2 separate regions of the Homo sapiens genome follow, and region 2 is linked to region 1. The links are chromatin contacts, found by Hi-C or POLR2A ChIA-PET in ENCODE. All regions are on one chromosome and are shown on one strand. Each heading gives the region's core, a stretch centred on a gene start or an enhancer-like site at or near the end of the contact. The rest is flanking DNA. Distances are from core to core; before and after follow the strand shown.

Region 1 (5,563 bases), core at 1,378-3,877:
TGAACACTGCCGGTTGCTTCCCAAATAAGGACATGCATGTCACTGCCTTTGCGAGAAACTGATTTAAAAATGGACCTGAGTATCAGACAGCAAAGAGATGACCCACTCAAGCTTATTGACTGGGAAAAATTTAAAGAGGTCCTTTTTCTAGTGTGTGGTCAGAGTTTAAGAAAAGCAACAAAGGATGGTAATAAGGATGATATGGAATTCTAGGGCTAGTAATAAACATCAGGAAAGCTGTTACCATCCTGAGGCCAGAAAGGGCAAAGCGGGTAAAGGGTTAGTGGAACCCAGAGAGAACTCTTTAGAGAGAAATATTAGAAAGGAGCAATGGTTACCTACCAGGGAGAGAACCTTAGTTATAAATACACCCACCTTACTCTCTGCTCTTAGATCTCCTGAAGTTCTCCCACTGGCCAAGCCTACCAGAAACACACAGGGCACTGGAGACTATTGTTGCAGTTCTTAACGTCAGTCTCCCAGGAAACAAAGTAGCGTAGAAAAGACTGGAGAGGCAAAAGGTAGATAGCCAGCATAACTTGTAATCTAACTCTGGCCAATGAGACACGAGAAGTCTGTAGGGGAATTTCTAGCGAAGGTTTCATCGCTAAAGAGAAAGACAGGGAAAGAGACAGTTTCTCTTCTGATAGAAGTCATCATTTTGGTTTTCCAGTTTTCTTAACCAGCACGGACTTACTAACCCTCTGTCATTATTTCTATCTGTCCCTTATCACCACCACCAATTTCCTGGACCCACCATGCCACACGCCGACTCCAGAAATTACCCGCTATCTGCCTTCTGATTCCAAATTGCCATGCGCTACAGAAAAAGTTAGGAAAATAGGCCCATTCTAAACTGCTGCAGTCAAGCCTTAGGCAGGCCAGCAATGAAAATATGCAATCTTTGTCTCTGCCTCTTGATGAATTTCTGTGACATTCCTCACAAAAGTAGTTGGAAACCTTTTCCACTTTCAAGTCCCAGCCCCACCAAGTAACTTTTAGTTGTTCAGTTTTGGTACCAAATCCTTAAATGTCTTCTATGTTTCTTAATTTTTGCTGTCTTTCAACCTCTTCTCCAACATTTCTGTGTCAGAGGAAAGAGTAGCCCATCTCTTTTTCAAGACTAACCCTTCAAACTATTATTGTCTTAATCATTCCCTATTCAAAAAGTTCAACCCACTGAGTCAATTATATTGTCCACATTTAAATTCAGAGACAATTTGTTCTTTAAAAATCATGTTTCAGAAATTATGATATGGATGTCATCAGTGATACTGAAAATAAAATCTGTAGTTCTACTAACACTTATCAAGTTATTATATATTTAATTTGTTTTTTAAAAATAAGTAATTGAACATCAAACCTATGATTTAACAATTTATTACTTAGGTTGAGAATAAATTTTCAAGTGAATTTTTTAAAGTTACATAGTAATAGTAATATAATGGCAAAATAACTGAAATTTAGAAACGATTTTTTTTTTAAAAACAGTCCTTTTGAAGATCACTTAACCCTCATGACATGCTGTACTTTTCCTTCTAATATAAAATGTTCTGAGAAAGAATTTTACACTTCTTATCTTTGTTTTCTTGCTAGCCAATAGTTTCCACCCATTTCTGCAACTCTTCTTTTCCCTGAAGACATTATGGCCTCCAAATTTCTAAATCCGCATCCTTGTTAAACTTGTTACAAATTTTAACATATAGTCTTGCTCTGTCACCCAGGTTGGAGTGCAGTGGTGCAATCCTAGCTCACTGCGACCTCTAACTCCTGGGCTCAAGCAATCCTCCCACCTCAGCCTCCTGAGTAGCTTCGGCTACAGGCACATGTTACCATGCCCACCTAACTTTTTTTACTTTTGTAAAGATGGGGTCTTGATATGTTGCCCAGACTGGTCTTGAATTCCCGGTCTCAAGCAATCCTTCCACCTCAGCTACTCAAAGTGCATGGATTATAAGCGTGAGCCACCACATCTGGCCTCATTTCTATTTTTAAAATAAAGAAACTGAGATTCAAAGAAATTGAACATCTTGTACACTGTCACATGGCCAATAAGTAACTGAGCCTGAAGAAATCCTTGTCTCCTGACCCCTAGTCATGCAGCATTGAAGAAAAAAAAAGGACAGCCAACCTATGTGATTACACTCATAAAGATGACTAAGGAATACTAAGCAGTGACTAATAACCAATTTTCAAGTTGCAGTTCTTTTAATAAATGTTTTCTTCATCTACTTGTGGCAAGAACAGAATTAGCTAACGTGTAGGCACTGACTAGTTTATTGCCTAGAAATTCAAACTCATTTTTAAATCCTGATTGTTTTCTAAAAAACTCTCATTGACCGTGTCTTATAATACCTACATTTCAGCTTCACTTTGTTCTCCACAAAGCGATACAAAAGTCACTTGAAAAGTCACCTTTATGTCCATAGTATGGTTAGGTTTAGGAGTATTTCTTGAAAGAGTCAATCACTTTTCAATCTTAACAATAAAAGGGAAGATAAGATAGTAAAATCCATCTGTAATCGTCTATTGCTCCACTGACCACAAAAACTTTACAAAGTTCTCAACTACTCACAAGTCTGCACTACTTCAGAAAAATGGAATCTGAGCCAGAAACGTGGATTAGTGCATGTTCATACAGAAACAGAGACTTAATAGATAATGTTGAAACAACTAACTAGCCATTTTGGAAAACTAAAAAATTAGATCCCCAATGATGAATGCATCACTCAAAAATAAATTTCATATGGATCAAATATTTCAATATAAAACACCACAAAAGTAAAAAAAAAAAAAAGTCATGTTTTCTTTTTGTCATAATCTTGGATGATTTCTAAGCATGACAAAAAAAATATCTATAAGCAGCCAGGCGTGGTGGCTCATGCCTGTAATCCCAGCACTTTGGGAGGCTGAGGTGGGTGGATCACTTGAGGTCAGCAGTTCGAGACCAGCCTGGCTGATATGGTGAAACCCTGTCTCTACTAAAAATACAAAAATTAGCAGGACATGGTGGTACATGCCTGTAATCCCAGCTACTCAGGAGGCTGAGGCAGGAGAATTGCTTGAACCCGGGAGGCAGAGGCTGCAGTGAGCCAAGATCACGCCATTGCACTCCACTCCAGCCTGGGCAACAGAGCGAGACTCCATCTCAAAAAACAAAAACAAAAATAAAAACAAAAACAAACAAAAAAAAAATTATAACAATTAAAAGAATATTTGATATATAAAAACAAAACATGGCAAAGCACACATACATAAGCAAAGTCAAAAGACAAATCACTAGTTTGATTAAGAAAATATTCAAAGTACATAATCAGAGGATTAATTTATTTAATATAGAAAAAGCTCTTAAAAATAATAACCACCAGATAAGGAATAAAAGTGAGCAAAGGATATGAACAGGGCTTTTAAAGAAAAAAAATACATGGTCAATAAATATGAAACAATTTCCCCACCTCACTTAAAATTCATGAGAACAAATTTATGCTATATGTATACTGTTTTTCACCCATCAAATCAGGAATTTTAAAAGACTGGTAAGATTATTGCCAAGAGTGTGGTGAAACAGTATAGTTAGGAATATAAATTGGCATAACATTTTTTAAAGGAAATTTGATAATGTCTAAATTTTAAATGCAAAAGCCCTTTGACCTAGCAATTTCACTTTTAAGAATGTATCCTGGCCAGGTGCAGTGGCTCACGCCTGTAATCCCAGCACTTTGGGAGGCTGAGGCAGGCGGCGCACTAGGTCAGGAGTTCGAGACCAGCCTGACCAACATGGTGAAACCCCATCTCTACTAAAAATACAAAAATTAGCAAGGCATGGTGGCGCACACCTGTAATCCTAGCTACTCAGGAAGCAGAGACAGAAGAATCGCTTGAACCAGGGAGGCGGAGGTTGTAGTGAGCCAAGATCGCACCACTGCACTCCAACTTGGGCGACAGAGTGAGACTCCGTCTCAAAAAAAGAATGTATCCTATAGGTATACCAGTACAAGTAAGCAATGATGCTGTTTCAATGATGCTCTCTGTAGCACTGCTTGTAATACTGCAACTTTGGAAACAGCCTAAGTTTCCATCAATAAGGAGCAAGTTAAATAAACCGCCAAGCATCCGTACAGCAGAAATACTACACAGGTATTTTAAAGAATTACATATACTAAATGAAAAGATATCTGAGACTTACAAAGTATAGAAGAAACAAATTGCAGAAGAGATCTCAAATATGATCCCACATGTAAAAAAAAATGTTACTTGAGGAAGTATTACTTAATAACTTTCTATAGTGTTTGAATTTTTTCAATGAGTATATATTACTTTAAATGTAAAAAAATTTATATGCATATTTGAGCAATTGGTTTAATAAAACCAAATCTTTTTTTTTTTTTTTTTGGACGGAGTCTTACTCTGTCACCCAGGCTAGAGTGCAGTGGCGCGGTCTCGGCTCACTGAAACCTCCGTCTCCCAGGTTCAAGCGATTCTACTGCCTCAGCTTCCTGAGTAGCTTAGATTACAGGCACCCACCACCACGCCCAGCTGATTTTTGTATTTTTAGTAGAGACAGGGTTTTATCATGTTGGTCAGGCTAGTCTTGAACTCCTGACCTCAAGCAATCTGCCTGCCTCGGCCTCCCAAAGTGCTGGGATTACAGGAGTGAGCCACCGTGCCCGGCCATCTGGGAACTATATTACTCAACTAGAGTAACTTTGGCTTCTTTTTCTTTTATCACCACATCTGTATCAACTGTGTAGGCTGCCTGTATATGCAAGAAGATAATCTGCCTTATTACCACTAAATTGTTACAACATCATATTATCTTGTTTTAAATCAAGAGATAATTTCTGGTAGGAATATTAGAGGATTTCATGTAGATTATAATTCTCAGTTGATATACAACAGGAGATTATAAAAGCTACCTCAGGAACTGGGACAGAAGAGTGGACAGCACTGCCAATAAGATAATACCTTAATGAGGCCAGGCGCAGTGGCTCACGCCTGTAATATCAGCACTTTGGGAGGCCGAGGTGGGTGGATCACCTGAGGTCGGGAGTTTGAGACCAGCCTGACCAACATGGAGAAACCCCGTTTCTACTAAAAACACAAAATAAGCCAGGAGGGTGGCGCATGCCTGTAATCCCAGCTACTTGGGAGGCTGAGGGAGGAGAATCGCTTGAACCTGGGAGGTGGAGGTTGTGGTGAGCCGAGATTGTGCCATTGCACTCCAGCCTGGGCAACAAGAGCAAAACTCCATCTCAAAAAAAAAAAAAAAAGATAATACCTTGATGAACACAGTGCTACATACGCAGAAAGTGCTTTCATATTTGCTATCCTTGGCTTTGCATAAAAGGTAACCTAAGCACTGACAAGCTGTAAGATTTGTCCAAAATCATTCACACAGGTAGGTCATCAGTCAATGACAATACATACAGTAAGACTTCAAGTCCTATTTTTTTTTGAAGTCTGCAAATCTTCCAGTAGTTAAGACCATTTTTTTTTAAGAGATGGGGTCTCACTATGTTGCCCAGGCTGGATTCCAACTCCTAGGCTCAAATGATCCTCCCAA
Region 2 (5,563 bases), core at 834-3,333, 43 kb before region 1:
ACAGGGTGAAACCCCATCTCTACTAAAAATACAAAAATTAGCCAGGCGTGGCCCTGTAATCCCAGCTACTCAGGAGGCTGAGGCAGGAGAATAGCTTGAACCAGGGAGGCAGAGGTTGCAGTGAGCTGAGTTCACGCCATTGCACTCCAGCCCCGGCGACAGAGCAAGACTCTGTCTCAAAAACAAACAAACAAACAAACAGGAAGCAGAGAGCTTTTTGAAAAATAGCCTTGATCAATCCAACAAATACAGTATTCAGAAACACTACAGAGCAACAAAGTCTTCTCATAAGAGTCATATTTATAGTATTTCTTAACAGAAATATAAACCTAAGAATTCCATTCTCTAGATTCAAAAGATTGGCTTGCTCATAACCAGGTCTCAGCGCAATCTGTCCCCAATATATTTAAAATGCAGTTATAAATTCAAAATAAAAATTCGTTTTAATTTTAAGAAAAATGTCAAGAATTACAAGCCATATTAAAGCAAACTAGTTAGCAGGTTATGATTCCATTACAATTACAATACTGTTGTGCAGAACATTACTGCGGGAACATGCAGAGTACCTTTTTAAAAATAACTTCCCTTGAGTGTATTTGTTTCCGTTGAAGTTGGATTTAATGTTTGAAAATTACCTAAACTCATCTGGACCAGTGGTATCGTGAGTAAGATACGTGATTAAGCTGGATACTTGTGGTTCAAATTAAGTTGTGACTATTAAGAAACTCTACTTACCTTCTTGTGAGACTCAAACTGACTTTAAAACAATTCCAAACAATACCAAGAGAGCCTCTCAAGTGGCTGTTCCAAGTAACAACTATCATTTAAATAATTCATAAATCTTACTTTGAGTGGAAAGTTGAACTACATGGTCTCTGATACCCCTTCCAATGCTCAATCTTTACAATCATACCTCATACATACAAATAATTCCTACACACATTGTATTAGAAATGGGCATCTTATAAAATGGAAGTATTACATAATAGAGTACATTTCCTTGAAACCAATCACATATTAATTTATTCCACCTAAAAACATACTACCATTAAAAGTATAACTGAGCAAATGCAGAAGCCAGCTTCTGGATTCTTAATGATCACTTTAATATGAGTGGAGGTGATTAATACTTATGGTACAGACTCACTAGTCTGCAAAATAATTCAAGAGAAGTCAATATTTATTAGACAATAAAATAATTGTTCCAAAGGATATTTCTAAATAACTTCAAAGAAGTTACCACAAAGTTAAAAAGGAATATCTTCCATGTTAAGTTTGTGATAAAATAATTTAAACACATGATTGACTCTACAAATCTTTTTTACAAATTACTTCAGAAGTTATAAGAGGAAATGTTTTTCTTTTTCCTCTGCTATCTCTTATTTTTTCCTTCCTACTTCTGATCCCCTTAATATACAATATTATTGATGTAAACTCAAGAATTCATGGTAAAAGGCATCTTTTTGCTTCACAGAAATCATGACCTATAGAGAAAACAAGGTAAAAACTAAGGAAAACTGAACATTGAACTTTTTTCAAAAAAATTACAAAATAGGATGTATAACATTATCTTTGGAAAACAGACATTTTCTTTCTACTAGAAATAGCAAAAATCATTCTACATTTTTTCTTCCCCAATTGCATGTTCAATTAGCATACATTCCAACAGTGTGCATGAAAAAATTTCTAAGCCAGAGGTATTTAAGTGATTTCTTCCTAAGTGTTTTGGCTAATTCAGTGGCCAAGAAACTATGATGTTTATTCTCTGATTGGACAGAGTCAAGAAACAAAACAGATATAATTACCAAGGGATAAAGCTGATATGACCCAGCAACAATCTGTCATTACTTCAGCTGTTAGTCGGTCTTCTCCCCCCACCCAGCCCCACAAAAAAAGTTCTGCTCTGCTTAAGTGTACAAGACTCCAGTGAACTTCCAACAGTTTGGCTTCAAGTGACCTAGGAATGGAGTGAGTCATCTGTAAAGCCTGGAGTGGTCCAAATAACACAGATAACTTCAGTAACAACTGGAAACAGCTGGCTCCAAATCAGGGAGCTACCCAATCTTCAGTGACAAGGAGGAAACAAAGTCCAAGCTTCTAAAACACGTAACGACAAGTCCAGGAACGTGGCCGGACATAATCCAAAAATGTGGGCTGCAGTGGGGAAAAATAAGAATGGAAAAATAATTTGTGTACAGAGTAGAGGAGGTGTGGAGATAGGCAGGGATGTTAATATGATACATTGTACATCTCTAAAATGCCTCCCACCATTTCAACAACCCTCAAGGTATAAGCAGCTCACTAATTCAAAAGATGTTCAGTACTTTTATCTATAACACAGATTTATTCAATTAGGTGCTTCACATAAAGCTTTTAAAGTCCAGTAAACTATACACAATTGTGTGGACTTTGACCAGTTTCTAAATAGGCACTATTTCTTTCTGTATCTTTATTTTAGCACAGCCCTACTTTTAGTACCTTAAAATCTAAATGGTGGTTAAGGACGACAAATAGATATATATATATATATTTATATATAACCACCATTTAGATTTTAAGGTACTAAATATTAGTATATATTAGTTAATATATAATATATAAATAAATATATAAATATAAATATATATTATATATACACATATATAAATGACTAATATATACATAAATGACATATATATAAAAATGACTAATACAAGGTTTAAAATTACTGAACTATCAAAGGAGGAGCAAATGAAGCACTACAAAAGTTCAGAAATAGGAAAGAGAGGGAAGCAAGCATTTGAAAAATCATCATGGAAGATGTGGCATCCAAACTGGATTTTGATAGGAGAATAAAATCTGACATGTGGAATCCAGGTGACCAGGGACAGTCAAGAGCAATTACTTCAGATGAACAAAGGAGATTAATATGAAATAAAGAGGGAGAGTTGAGGCAGCCTAACAGACATAGGGTACACAGAAAGAGGGGAAGCTTTGGAGAGGAAACTGATTAATTTCATTATGGACATCTTCAGTTACAGATGCCTATGAGAAATACCCAGGAAATAAATCAAGAAGGTATCCCCTCCAAACCTGGAAGGTTGTAGGGATTGAATGAATTATTAGTAGGGCCACCAAATTTAGCAAATACAAGTACAGGATGCCGAGATGAACTTGAGACAAATAGCTCTATCTGCCATATTTTTTGTAATTTACTGAAAAAAGCAGAATATAGGACATTTGGGGTGTTCTAAGAAACCCAATACAGGAGGCAGGACAAAAATGTTAAATATAGGACACGCCCTATATGCACAAAAAGCCTGGCAATCCTACTTCTTAGGGTGTTTCCATCATGAAATTCTATCCATAACTATAAGCAGTACTTTCAGCTAGTGCTAGTAGATCTAATTAACCAGATCACATCAATTAAATTAACCAGAGTGTTTGCTGGGAAATTCCTATGTCCTATACTGTGTTACTTGAAAATAAAATTCTTAAAAAAAAAAAAAGCCATCCTCCTAAAATCTGTACCCATGTATAGCTAAAAACTAAAGTCCTAAGAATAAATGAAACCTGAATTACCAAAAACAAAAATAGAATCAAGAGAAATGGAAGGATCTCAGTGTTGCCCAATATTTTTACAAGAGTTTATTTAGAAGAAAGAGGTTTAAAAAAAAAAAAAGGTATGTTTTAGGTGGTGGTAGTAGGGACATACATGGCATTAGGAAAACCCTGGAGAATACTTAGAAGGGGCTGGCTGAGCACGGTGGCTCCAGCACTCTGGGAGGCCGAGGTGGGCGGATCATGAGGTCAGGAGATCAAGACCATCCTGGCTAACATGGTGAAACCCCATCTCTACTAAAAATACAAAAATTTAGCGGGCATGGTGGCATGCTCCTGCAATCCCAGCTACTCGGGAGGCTGAGGAAGGAGAATCACTTGAATCCGGGAGGCAGAGGTTGCAGTGAGCTGAGATTGCACCACTGCACTCCAGCCTGGGCGACAGAGTGAGACTCTGTCTCAAAAAAAAAAAAAAAATTAGAAGGGGCTGAAGAAAAGGCAGTAAAAGAAGAAAACCAAAAGCTAGGAGAGTTAAATGTGAAGAAAACTAAACAAAAGGAAAAACTTCAAGTACAATAAGATCAGATGATAAACTAATGCTTTTACTCCTCATTTCCCTCTCTTTAACACTAATTCATCATAATCTCCACTACTGTGCTCCTCAACATTGCCCACCAACTCTCACAAACAGAGAATAAACAGGTTCTTTTGCACTCCAACCAGGTTGGTGACTCACATTTTTCAGAGGACAGTGCTGACGTGCATACCATTCTTGAGAATAAAAGCAGAGTAAGACTCCATTGCCCAAGAAAAGAGAAGTCCACATCAGAACATTCCAAATCGGCTTTTTCCGACTATCATTGACAATGAAGTTGAAAGCCACTAAAAATAGGAAGGCAACAAAGAAATATACAGTTATCAGAGGTCAGAAGTTCGAGACCAGCCTGGCCAACATGGTGAAACCCCATCTCTATTAAAAATACAAAAATTAGCCAGGCGTGGTGGTGTGTGCCTGTAATCCCAGCCACTCGGGAGGCTGAGGCAGGAGAATCACTTGAAGCAGGGAGGCAGAGGTTGCAGTGAGCTGAGATCATACCACTGCTCTCCAGCCTGGGTCACAGGAGTGAAACTCTGTCTCAAAAAAAAAAAAAAAAAAAAAAAAAAAAAAAAAAAAAAAGAAAGAAATATACAGGTATCAAAACATAATTTATCAGAAGATGAGGGACCTCAGGTATCTGCTGTTATTTAATAATCACAGTGAGCAACAACTGTTTATATATTTTTTTATTCTGGTCACTGTTTCTATAAAGAAAAATAAAGCTTCAGTGTTAAAATCAGTAACTTACAAGAAATCAGTGTTTTCAGAACATGTGTATATATATTTCATGGAATTAGAATATTCATATTCCAACTTTTCCCTCTCTACTCACTCAAAAACTTGTCAGTTTTCTAGGGGGTGCATACCGACAATGTTTACGAATGGGAAAGCTGTTTATATAGATAACTTTTATGACCTATCAAATCAGTGTTATCAATGGTCTTCATGAGGTTACCTAGTTCATTTCCCTACTTCAAAGTGTAAATATCTTGAGACAGAGCTGTGTATAATTATTCAAAGTCAATATTCTGACCATCTGATAAAGAAGTACTACCTTAAAATGTTACTACTACTATCTAGTTCTCCTACATTGATTTTATAGTTTCCTTTCTATCTGGTTTTCTTTTTTAGCATAGTACCCAGTACTCACAGCATACCAAGATACTTACTTCCAAAGAACATGAAGAGCACGAAGAGCACGGGATAGAAAAAGCTCAAGCAAACAGCCAAGGCATATTCGTGTACTACAGCAGATACAGCAAAGACAGCTAACATGGCAGCAGATTTGAATCTCTTGGAGAAAAACTAAAGAAAAAGGAAAACACTACAAAGTAATTTTTAAAAATTTAAAGCAAGCATGGATTATATAGGATGTAAAATTATATGCCAAAGGCACCTATTGTATTTGTACTTAATTTTCTAAGT

The links. A loop is a pair of places that touch in the nucleus more often than their neighbours do. ChIA-PET counts read pairs that join two places held with the same protein, here RNA polymerase II (POLR2A). Pooled maps may share reads with other maps.
Region 2: a loop to region 1 is called in a map of CD8-positive, alpha-beta T cell, with 2.9 times the contacts of the local background. The contact joins two enhancer-like sites. A Hi-C loop is called at or near these places in 5 of 168 maps with a recorded cell type or tissue (CD14-positive monocyte, CD8-positive, alpha-beta T cell, GM12878 and 2 more), 4 of 37 single-sample maps with no recorded cell type and 9 of 50 pooled maps. POLR2A ChIA-PET finds 5 or more read pairs at or near these places in 10 of 52 experiments (AG04449, BJ, GM12878 and 6 more).

What each region holds. Positions count from the first base shown.
Region 1 is chr1:179,307,500-179,313,062 of GRCh38, reverse strand. The region is part of intron 2 of SOAT1 (sterol O-acyltransferase 1); the gene reads right to left. Among named protein-coding and RNA genes, the nearest start is that of SOAT1, 16 kb to the right of the region's middle. Within about 2 kb of position 2,627, at least 4 of the 41 ENCODE cell types and tissues checked have a DNase peak (open chromatin) inside an H3K27ac peak, as active enhancers do.
Region 2 is chr1:179,350,176-179,355,738 of GRCh38, reverse strand. It overlaps SOAT1 (sterol O-acyltransferase 1), which reads right to left. Exons shown (of 16, transcript NM_003101.6): 14 at 5,308-5,443; 15 at 4,277-4,422; 16 at 1-2,154. The coding sequence ends at 2,098. Among named protein-coding and RNA genes, the nearest start is that of AXDND1, 13 kb to the left of the region's middle. Within about 2 kb of position 2,083, at least 3 of the 41 ENCODE cell types and tissues checked have a DNase peak (open chromatin) inside an H3K27ac peak, as active enhancers do.